Regions from separate parts of the Homo sapiens genome. Here regions 2 and 3 are each linked to region 1. Evidence: chromatin contacts called from ENCODE Hi-C or POLR2A ChIA-PET data. All regions are on one chromosome and are shown on one strand. The core of a region is the stretch at or near the end of the contact, and the rest is flanking DNA. Distances in the headings are between cores, read along the strand shown. Region 1 has its middle 150 kb from the start of LINC01482. Region 2 overlaps ABCA10 (ATP binding cassette subfamily A member 10). Region 3 holds the start of ARSG (arylsulfatase G).

What was found. Hi-C counts contacts between places; a loop is a spot of excess contacts on that map. ChIA-PET counts read pairs that join two places held with the same protein, here RNA polymerase II (POLR2A). Pooled maps may share reads with other maps.
Region 2: a map with no recorded cell type shows a loop between it and region 1 (3-fold over the local background). The contact joins two enhancer-like sites. A Hi-C loop is called at or near these places in 1 of 168 maps with a recorded cell type or tissue (PC-3), 2 of 37 single-sample maps with no recorded cell type and 2 of 50 pooled maps.
Region 3: a loop to region 1 is called in a pooled map, with 4 times the contacts of the local background. The contact joins the promoter of ARSG here to the enhancer-like site in region 1. A Hi-C loop is called at or near these places in 2 of 37 single-sample maps with no recorded cell type and 3 of 50 pooled maps. POLR2A ChIA-PET finds 5 or more read pairs at or near these places in 2 of 52 experiments (WTC11 and activated CD8-positive, alpha-beta memory T cell).

What each region holds. Positions count from the first base shown.
Region 1 is chr17:68,773,170-68,776,098 of GRCh38, reverse strand. No RefSeq gene overlaps it. Among named protein-coding and RNA genes, the nearest start is that of LINC01482, 150 kb to the right of the region's middle. RefSeq lists an enhancer at 1,201-1,570. Within about 2 kb of position 1,623, at least 11 of the 41 ENCODE cell types and tissues checked have a DNase peak (open chromatin) inside an H3K27ac peak, as active enhancers do.
Region 2 is chr17:69,174,319-69,177,155 of GRCh38, reverse strand. ABCA10 (ATP binding cassette subfamily A member 10) reads left to right here. Exons shown (of 39, transcript NM_001377321.1): 23 at 1,643-1,750; 24 at 2,379-2,549; 25 at 2,762-2,837. Among named protein-coding and RNA genes, the nearest start is that of ABCA6, 34 kb to the right of the region's middle. Within about 2 kb of position 1,280, at least 6 of the 41 ENCODE cell types and tissues checked have a DNase peak (open chromatin) inside an H3K27ac peak, as active enhancers do.
Region 3 is chr17:68,289,970-68,292,862 of GRCh38, reverse strand. It overlaps ARSG (arylsulfatase G), which reads right to left and starts at 1,368. Exons shown (of 12, transcript NM_001267727.2): 1 at 1,295-1,368. It overlaps SLC16A6 (solute carrier family 16 member 6), which reads left to right and starts at 1,736. Exons shown (of 6, transcript NM_004694.5): 1 at 1,736-1,777. RefSeq lists an enhancer at 281-510 and silencers at 1,370-1,544, 911-1,600.

The DNA of each region.
Region 1 (2,929 bases), core at 374-2,873:
GAGAAGTTGGTTTTAACGCACAGGTTGAAGTAACAGAGCACTTCCCAAAGTATGTTCTTTGGGACACTAGTCCCTCAAGATGTTTGGCAAAAAGGGCATCTGTACCCAAAATTTGGAGAAATGTTTCATGTTATATATGTCTTCTAGGAGATTCACAATGCACATGAGCTTATAAAGAATCTGAGAAATTTGGAAGTAAAGGAATAACAGATTAAATTTGCTTAACTTCAAAATGTTCAAACTTCATTGGCCAAGGAATACTTATATAGAGAAACATCTAATGAGATCTCAAGGAGCTGAACACATCACAGGAAATTCTGCTAATACAACAAGCAGATATATGAGGTTTTCATTCTTATTGATTATGACTTCCCAGAACCAGGAGAAACAGGCCTCAACACTGAGACCAATGCACAATTGCTCTACAACACCAAAAACAACTTTCTATGGCAGGAGAACAGAGAGGAGACTGAACTAATAGGTCCTTGAACTGCTGAGGGCCTTTATAGACCATTTTCCTAAGCCTTTGCCCATAAAAACTAAGTTCCAGGAAACAACAGCACAGCTTGTAGTTATGACAACAGGAATGAAAAATCAGCTTCTTCATAAATCATTTAGGAAGTGAATCAACCAAGCCATATTTGAAGAGCTGGATTCTAACACAAATCTTGTCTTCACCTAAATCTCATAGGATTATTCTTCCAGAAAGGGTTGGATTTCTATTTCTTCTCTGTAAAATCAGAAAACATGGATTGCAGTATCTTAGAAAAACTCCTCTGCCTTAAGAAGTTGTAATACTCATGAATCATAAAAAAGAAATCAATCATGTTTTCTTTTTTGCTGCCTTTCCTAGAACTTTAAACTTGCAAGGAACCTCTTTGTATATTCTCTATACTAGACGTAACTACTTTTTATTTCTGGGTTACTGGCATAGGACATTGTATTTTCTGGTTTTAGGGAAAGAGGAAAATTGAGTGCTGTAGGGACCAGACCTACAGTGTTTGTGGGTTTTTCTCCTCGTGTGCAGAGATGAGAGATCATAGAAATAAAGACACAAGACAAAGAGATGGAAGAAAAGACAGCTGGGCCCAGGGGACCACTACCACCAAGACGCAGAGACCGGTAGTGGCCCCGAATGCCTGGCTGTTTGGTATTTATTAGATACAAGGCAAAAGGGGCAGGGTAAGGAGTGTGAGTCATCTCCAGTGATTGAGAAGGTCACATGAGTCACGTGTCCACCGGACAGGGGGCCCTTCCCTGTTTGGCAGCAGAGGCAGAGAGAGAGAGAGGACAGCTTATGCCATTATTTCTTCTATGCATTTCAAAGACTTTTAGTACTTTCACTAATTCTGCTACTGCTGTCTAGAAGGCAGAGCCAGGTGTACAGGGCGGAACATGAAAGTGAAACAGGAGTGTGACCACTAAAGCACAGCATCACAGGGAGACATTTAGGCCTCCAGATGCCTGTGGGCAGGCCTGACTGATGTCAGGCCCTCCACAAGAGGTGGTGGAGCAGAGTCTTCTCTAACTCTCCCTGGAAAGGGAGACTCTCTTTCCTGGTCTGCTAAGTAACGGGTGCCTTCCCTAGGCACTGACGCTACCGCTAGACCAAGGTCCGCTAGTTAACAGGCGCCTTCCCAGGCGCTGGCATTACCGCTAGACCAGGGAGCCCTCTGGTGGCCCTGTCTGGGCGTAACAGAGGGCTCACACTCATGTCTTCTGGTCACTTCTCACTGTGTCCCTTCAGCTCCTATCTCTTTATGGCCTCGTTTTTCCTAGGTTATAATTGTAGAGCAAAGATTATTATAATATTGGAATAAAGAGTAATGCTACAAACTAATGATTAATGATATTCACATATAATCATATCTATAATCTATTTCTAGTATAACTATTCTTATTCTATGCATTTTCTTTATTATACTGGAACAGCTTGTGCCCTCGATCTCTTGCCTTGGCACCTGGGTGGCTTGCCGCCCACAGAGTGCCAAAATAATCTTCTAGGAATTCACAAATGGTTTCCTTTGGCTGAAACTTGTTAAGGGTTAAGCAAATCCCCCTGGGGAAACTCAATTTGCTTCACCTCTCAAGAGTAAAGTTAATCGTAAACTGGCCACATTTTCCCTTTTACTTCACCTTCATCTCCCACAGAGAACTCCTCTGCAAGGATTTGTTTCTCCTTTATTTTTCTACTTCAAGCAAAAGTAGATTAACCACCACGTTCTGAAAACCTACTCTTATTGGTCTTCTTTCTTAAATACTTATAAATGCACTAAAAGTCATCATTAACCCCTGAGAAGTTTTTCTGTTTTGTTTTTTTACTTTAAGTTCTGGGATACATATGCAGAACGTGCAGGTTTGTTACATAGGTATACATGTGCCACGGTGGTTTGTTGCACCCATCAACCCGTCATCTAGGTTTTAAGCCCCACATGCATTGGGTATTTGTCCTAATGCTCTCTCTCCCTACCCTTGCCCCCCAACCCCGCCAGGTCCCTGTGTGTGATGTTCCCCTCCCTGTGTCCATGTGTTCTCATTGTTCAACTCCCACTTATGAGTGAGGACATGCAGTATTTGGTTTTCTGTTTCTGTGTTAGTTTGCTGAGGATGATGGCTTCCAGCTTCAACCATGTCCCTGTAAAGGACATGAACTCATTCTTTTTTATGGCTGCATAATATTCTATGGTGTACATGTGCCACATTCTCTTTATCCAGTCTATCATTGATGGGCATTTCGGTTGGTTCCAAGTCTTTGCTATTGTAAATAGTGCTGCAATCAACATACTGTGCATGTGTTTTTCTAGTAGAATAATTGTCAAATGCTGTTGGAAGCAGAGATCCCATATCCTTTCTACCATTTTTGGCCCAACCTAAAGTGCCATCTATGGGGGGATAGTTCTGACTAAGAAGTGTTTATTTCAAGAGATGT
Region 2 (2,837 bases), core at 31-2,530, 400 kb before region 1:
TAGTATATTAGATAAAGCAGAGTATACCCAAGTAGATACTTTCTGTAGAATATTTTAAAAGCAAGGAACCCAGAGAAGTAGATGGAGATAATGCATACTTTGGGAATCATTAGGATGAAGTTGAGGATATGCAGAAGAGAGATGGGGGAGCAAAGAAAAGCAGAGATTTAGGGTAGCAAAATTAAGCAGTACACCCAAGTAGAGAGTGCAGGATATAAAGGAGAAAAAAGGTATCTCTTTAGTTGGACCCAAACTGCTTGTACACTCTAAGTACAGTAGTCCCCCTTTATCTATGATTTTGCTTTCTGCGGTTTCAGTTACCCTTGGTCAACCATGGTTGAAAAATATTAAATAGAAAATTCTAGAAATAATTTATCAGTTTTAAATTGCACACTGTTCTGAGTAGCATGATGAAGTCTTGTCCGATTCTTAGAGAGGAAAACAGATATGTGCATCAACCAATGACATTGGCCCATTTAATATTAAGCAACAGGATCAACAACATGGGTAATATCCTTTCCCAGGGGTGATACTGGGAAGCAGGGATATGGAGTCATAAGTGTTACCCTTCCCTTACACTGATGATTGTGCATTTATTTAGCCCCTGGTAATCTGGTTCTTCCCACATCTTTACTAATACTCTTAGAACAACCTTTTCATTGCTTCTTTTTTGCCCTTCCACCTGCACCTGCATTTATGACAAAAACTTACCTTTTCTGCACTCCTTTTCTTTAGATTTTTTTTGTCATAATAATAATAAATTACAGTGTCTTGAAAAAAACTTAAAGACCCCTCAATGCCTTGACAATTGTTTAATTTAAACAATTTTAGAAGTCAAATTATGTAGGCAGGGAAGATTTGCTCTCTTCTAATTGTATCTTGCACGTAGTTAGGCATAATGCCTAAGCATAAGTCCAGCTTCACAACAATCACTATTAGAGGCCAACTTGGAAATAGGGAACTGGAACAAATGACAACTTAACTCAGTGCTTCAGATATGATAACTGTAGCTCCCTAAAATATCAGATGTAAATGTAAAAGAGAAACTGCTCATGCCCTCTAAGTACAATAGTCCCCCTTCACAGTGATTTTGCTTTCTGATGTTTCAGTTACCTTTGGTCAACTGTAGTTCTAAAATATTAAACGGAAAATTCCAGAAATAAATAATTCATATGTTTTAAATTGCATGCTGTTCTGAGTAGCATGATGAAATCTTGCCCTGTCCTGCTTCCCACCCAGGAAGTGAATCATCCCTTTGTTTGGTGTGTCCACACTGTATATGTTACCCATTAGTCACTTAGTAGCCATTTCAGTTATCAGATTAAAAAAACATATTATGTATAGGGTTTGGTACTATCCAGGTTTCAGGCATCCACTTGGAGTCTTGGAATATATCCCCTGTGGAAACGGGAGACTACCGTATATACATATAAAATTGAGATTTTGAATTTCTTTTATATCATGCTGTTCCTGGGAATGGAACCTGCCACTAAGGTTAACAAAACATGTTTGCTTGTCTCTTTGCTTCTTAAATCAGGTGAATGCTTCTAGAGTTTTTCTTTATTTCCTGGAAACGTATCTTATAATGTTTGTATAATTTGTAACAATTGCAACAGCTTACTGATGTGTTTTCATCTTTCAGGATGACATAGTGCTGGATCTTGGTTTTATAGATGGGTCCATATTTTTGTTGTTGATCACAAACTGCGTTTCTCCTTTTATCGGCATGAGCAGCATCAGCGATTATAAAGTAAGAGGGAGAGAGAGGAAATTAGATTGAGATTGATTTTATTTGACTGTAGTAATTGCAATTTTATTGTTTTATACACACACAGTTGTACTTTGGTTAATGTTTTTACACATACATTACAATCTAATATCAGTATAGATTATAGTAAACACATGATTTCAAAGAGGTCAGAAAGTTTACCATTTAGCACAATAAAATTGCCACAGCTGTAAGGGAAATCATGCTAAATAAACTTCAGGGATGAAGATGTGGTACTGTTTGATCCATGCAGTTATTTCACAGTTCCAAAGGGAATTTAGATTTTTAACTATAGCATGAAATGTCAGACATACAGTGTTTCCAATTATTTAACTACGCTTTAATAAACTGGGCTTTAAAAATATATAGTGTAGTCATCTTCATTAATCTGTATCAATGGGTAAATTAACTTTAAAAATAGCTGAGACTTTTCTGTTGAACCAATAACTACACATTTCCATTGGAGATGCTAGATTTTTAGGAGGATGCTTTTTGTCACACAGACACTATAACATACTATTTCTAAAATTTATTAAACAATTTTTTTTACATAACCACAAAATCTTTTCAAACTAAGATCCCTTCCTCTATCCCTTCTATTCTTTGTCAGAAAAATGTTCAATCCCAGTTATGGATTTCAGGCCTCTGGCCTTCAGCATACTGGTGTGGACAGGCTCTGGTGGACATTCCATTATACTTCTTGATTCTCTTTTCAATACATTTAATTTACTACTTCATATTTCTGGGATTCCAGCTTTCATGGGAACTCATGTTTGTTTTGGTAAGTGATCATTTTTTCCACAAGCCAATTATAATAGTAGAATCAAAATGAAAATTCATTTTCATGAATGTTTTGTCATTAGCAAAAGGCATGTAATATGCAAGAAAATAAGAAAATTGCCTTAGGCAGCTTTATGACCTGATTATCTCCCCTCCTCTTTCCCTCTATGACCTGCCATTTCTAATCTTGCCATTGATCCTCATTATTTGCAGGTGGTATGCATAATTGGTTGTGCAGTTTCTCTTATATTCCTCACATATGTGCTTTCATTCATCTTTCGCAAGTGGA
Region 3 (2,893 bases), core at 119-2,618, 480 kb after region 1:
AAGCTGCTCAGCGGCCCCTTGGCTGTACACTACTGGCCATACAAGGCACCCTGTACCAACGAATCTTCTCCCCACTTACACAACCAGAACTTGTCAACGGCAAAGGATGGCATTTAACTCAGGAGAGCCTATCCCAAAATGGTGAGAGAACTCAGCGAGCAAGGAAGGATTTTTATTAAAATTCAGATCGCCGACTCCTCCCGGTGGCGACCCTCCGTGCATGCACTCCCAAACTAGGCTCTCTTGAGTTTCTGACATCAGAACCACATTCTCCGAACCCCAATGAAGGCAGCAGCCGGCGCCAAAGTCTGCATACGAATGCAAATAACATGGCCTTTGCTTCCGAGCAGTTTCCAAATTTGCCCTCGGGATGTGAGGTAGAGACCAAGAAGCTAAGTTTGCGCCCCCGCAGGCTCTGAAATGTCTAGGATCTGACACATGCTTTGTCCCCATGAGGAGCTCCTGAGATTTCGCGTGCATCATCCGCTTAGTTCACGGTGACCTTGGGGTCGGGGACTACGGGATGAGGGGCACGGACTGTCTAAACCTCCAGGTCCCTTACAGAGGGCTCCCCGCGGGTATGGGAGCCATGCACCTGTGCCGACGCCGCCACTGCCTGGAGGGTGCGCGCGCGCCCCGGGCCGGGGATGCTGACTCAGCCCGGCTGCTCACATTCCTTTCGCGCAACGCGGATGCTGTTGCTGCCGCTGCTGCCGGTGCAGCAAAGTGGGGGAAGCAAGGCACCCGCAGCGGCCCGGCCGCTCGCTCCCTGGGGCCCACTGCGACACTCCCTCCCCACTGCCGGAAGGGGAACTGTGGGGGTGCGCGAGTTGACGAAACTGGGGGAAGTGGGCGCTGCAGGAGGAACTCAGGCGCCGCGCGCGCAGCTCACACCCAAACTGGAAGGAACCTGTTCTGCCCGGGGCGGGCGCGAAGCCGCCGCAGCCGCGAGCGCCGCGCGGGATCAGCCCCGGCGCGCGCGTGTTCCCCCTCGCCGCTAAATCCCTAAATCCTCAGGGCGCGGGCGGGACTGGGCGGTGGGCGCGCCGGGAAGGCGCCCGGGGGTGGGGACGGGGACCCGCGCGCTCGCGCCTGGCCGAGGTGCTCCGAGACAGGATGCAGGCACCCCCAACACCCTGCACGCTCGCGCTCCTACTAGCGTTGCAGCAAAGCTCCGGGGTCTGGGCGGGTCACGCGCGCAGAGGCGCACCCGGGTTGGGAGATCGGGGCGTTGTGCCAAGGACCCCGGCGGCGCTGGCGGGGGCGGCCCGGCCCCGGACCGCGACGCGGTTACCTTTCGTGACCCCCAGCCCAGGCGGCAGGCTGGCGGGCGCGCGACCGGCGCGGCTCAGGTCCACGTGGGACGGCGCGCGCGCGCCAGGCAGGCCCCCTCCTTGGCTGCGCTCAGCGCTCGCAGCACATGGTCGGCGGCGGCGCGCCCCCGAGGCCGGCGGAGACCGGCTGCAGCCGGTATAGGATAAGAGCTAGGCAGCGACGCGGGGCCGGGGCGCGGGCGGCAGCACGCACGGCCCGGGTCGCAGGCGGCCGGGGTGGGGGGCGGGGGGAGGGTGTGGCTCGGGTGCCCGAGTCGCGGGAGTGGGTGGAGGGCCCGGGCGCTCGGGCCTCACCAGCCCGAGCCAACTTGCGCTAGAGTCGGGCCCGCCCCCTAAGGGGTTAATCCTTTTCTCATGTTACCGAGCGGCTTATAAGGAGGGGGAGGCCAAGCCTCCGCCTTATTGGGAGCCTTTGGGGGTTTATTCTCTTCCCTTCTAACTTGGTGAGTTGGTTTATTATTTTACATGTTTAAAAGTTTGATTGTGGGATGTGGGTTGTTTTTTAAAAAATATGTGTTGGGGCCTTTTTTTGTGATGGGAGGCGGAGGAGACCACTGAACATCTTCACATTTTGGAGAGGTTATTCCCAAAAATATTCGCTCTGACAGTTAGGAATGCCCAGGGCCACCGGGATGACGCGCTCGCGCCGGTGTGGGTAGCTGAGAGTTGAATGTCCGTGACCCTGGTACAGTTGGGTCCCGGAAGATACCTAAAGGCACGCCTGGCCTTTGAGTGCCCCCTGCCCCGGGTTGGGGGCTCCGGGACGTCGGAAGAGTCGGGGGCTCCAGGCTCAGCCCCTCCGCGGATTTTCCGCATGAAGTTGCCTGCGCGTCGCAGGAGCGAAATGTCAGAGGTACCTTCCTACCCCAGGCTGGCGCGCGCACGCAGGCCGGGCACTGAGGCAGCGCGAGGGAAAGTGGGGCTCCCTGCCTCCCCCGACCCCCAAACACAGCACTCCCTGCGGCGGCCACCGTTTGTCCCCAGCGGGAAGCCGGGGATTTCCCGGCAGAGCGCGGGTCCTCCACCTGGACTGTCAGAACTGTCAGCGGCTGACGGCCGGTCCCGCGCAACTTCAAGGTTCCCGGGCTGCCAACCGCAGGAAAGCGCTGGTGTCGCCAAGCAGTTCCGTAGCAAGGGAAGATGGTTTTGCAGAGGAAATGGGTTATTTCCTTCTAGGTTGTTGTCGTCTTTTCTTTTTATTCCCCCCACCCTAGCAAGACAGGTCATAGAAGTTTGTTAGGTGGCGTATATAAAATGTCACCAAACATGGGGGGCGTCAGTCTTAGAAAAAGCTCCCCGGAGCCAACTGGGGAAGAGCAATTACAACTTGTCAACCTGGAAGCCGGTTTTGTTTGCACGGTTAGACACTCCGTGCCAGCTCCTTCTCGCAGGAGATGGTTTCTACCCCGGGAATGAGATTTCTCAGTGATCTGATTGTTTTTGCAAATCATGGTAAGATAGGTGTCTTGCTTGTAAAAAAGATGCCAAGTGCTTATGCTGAAATCTCTAAACCATGCATCTCCCCATGTCCCAAGCACCGTTATGTGGCATTTTTGGGG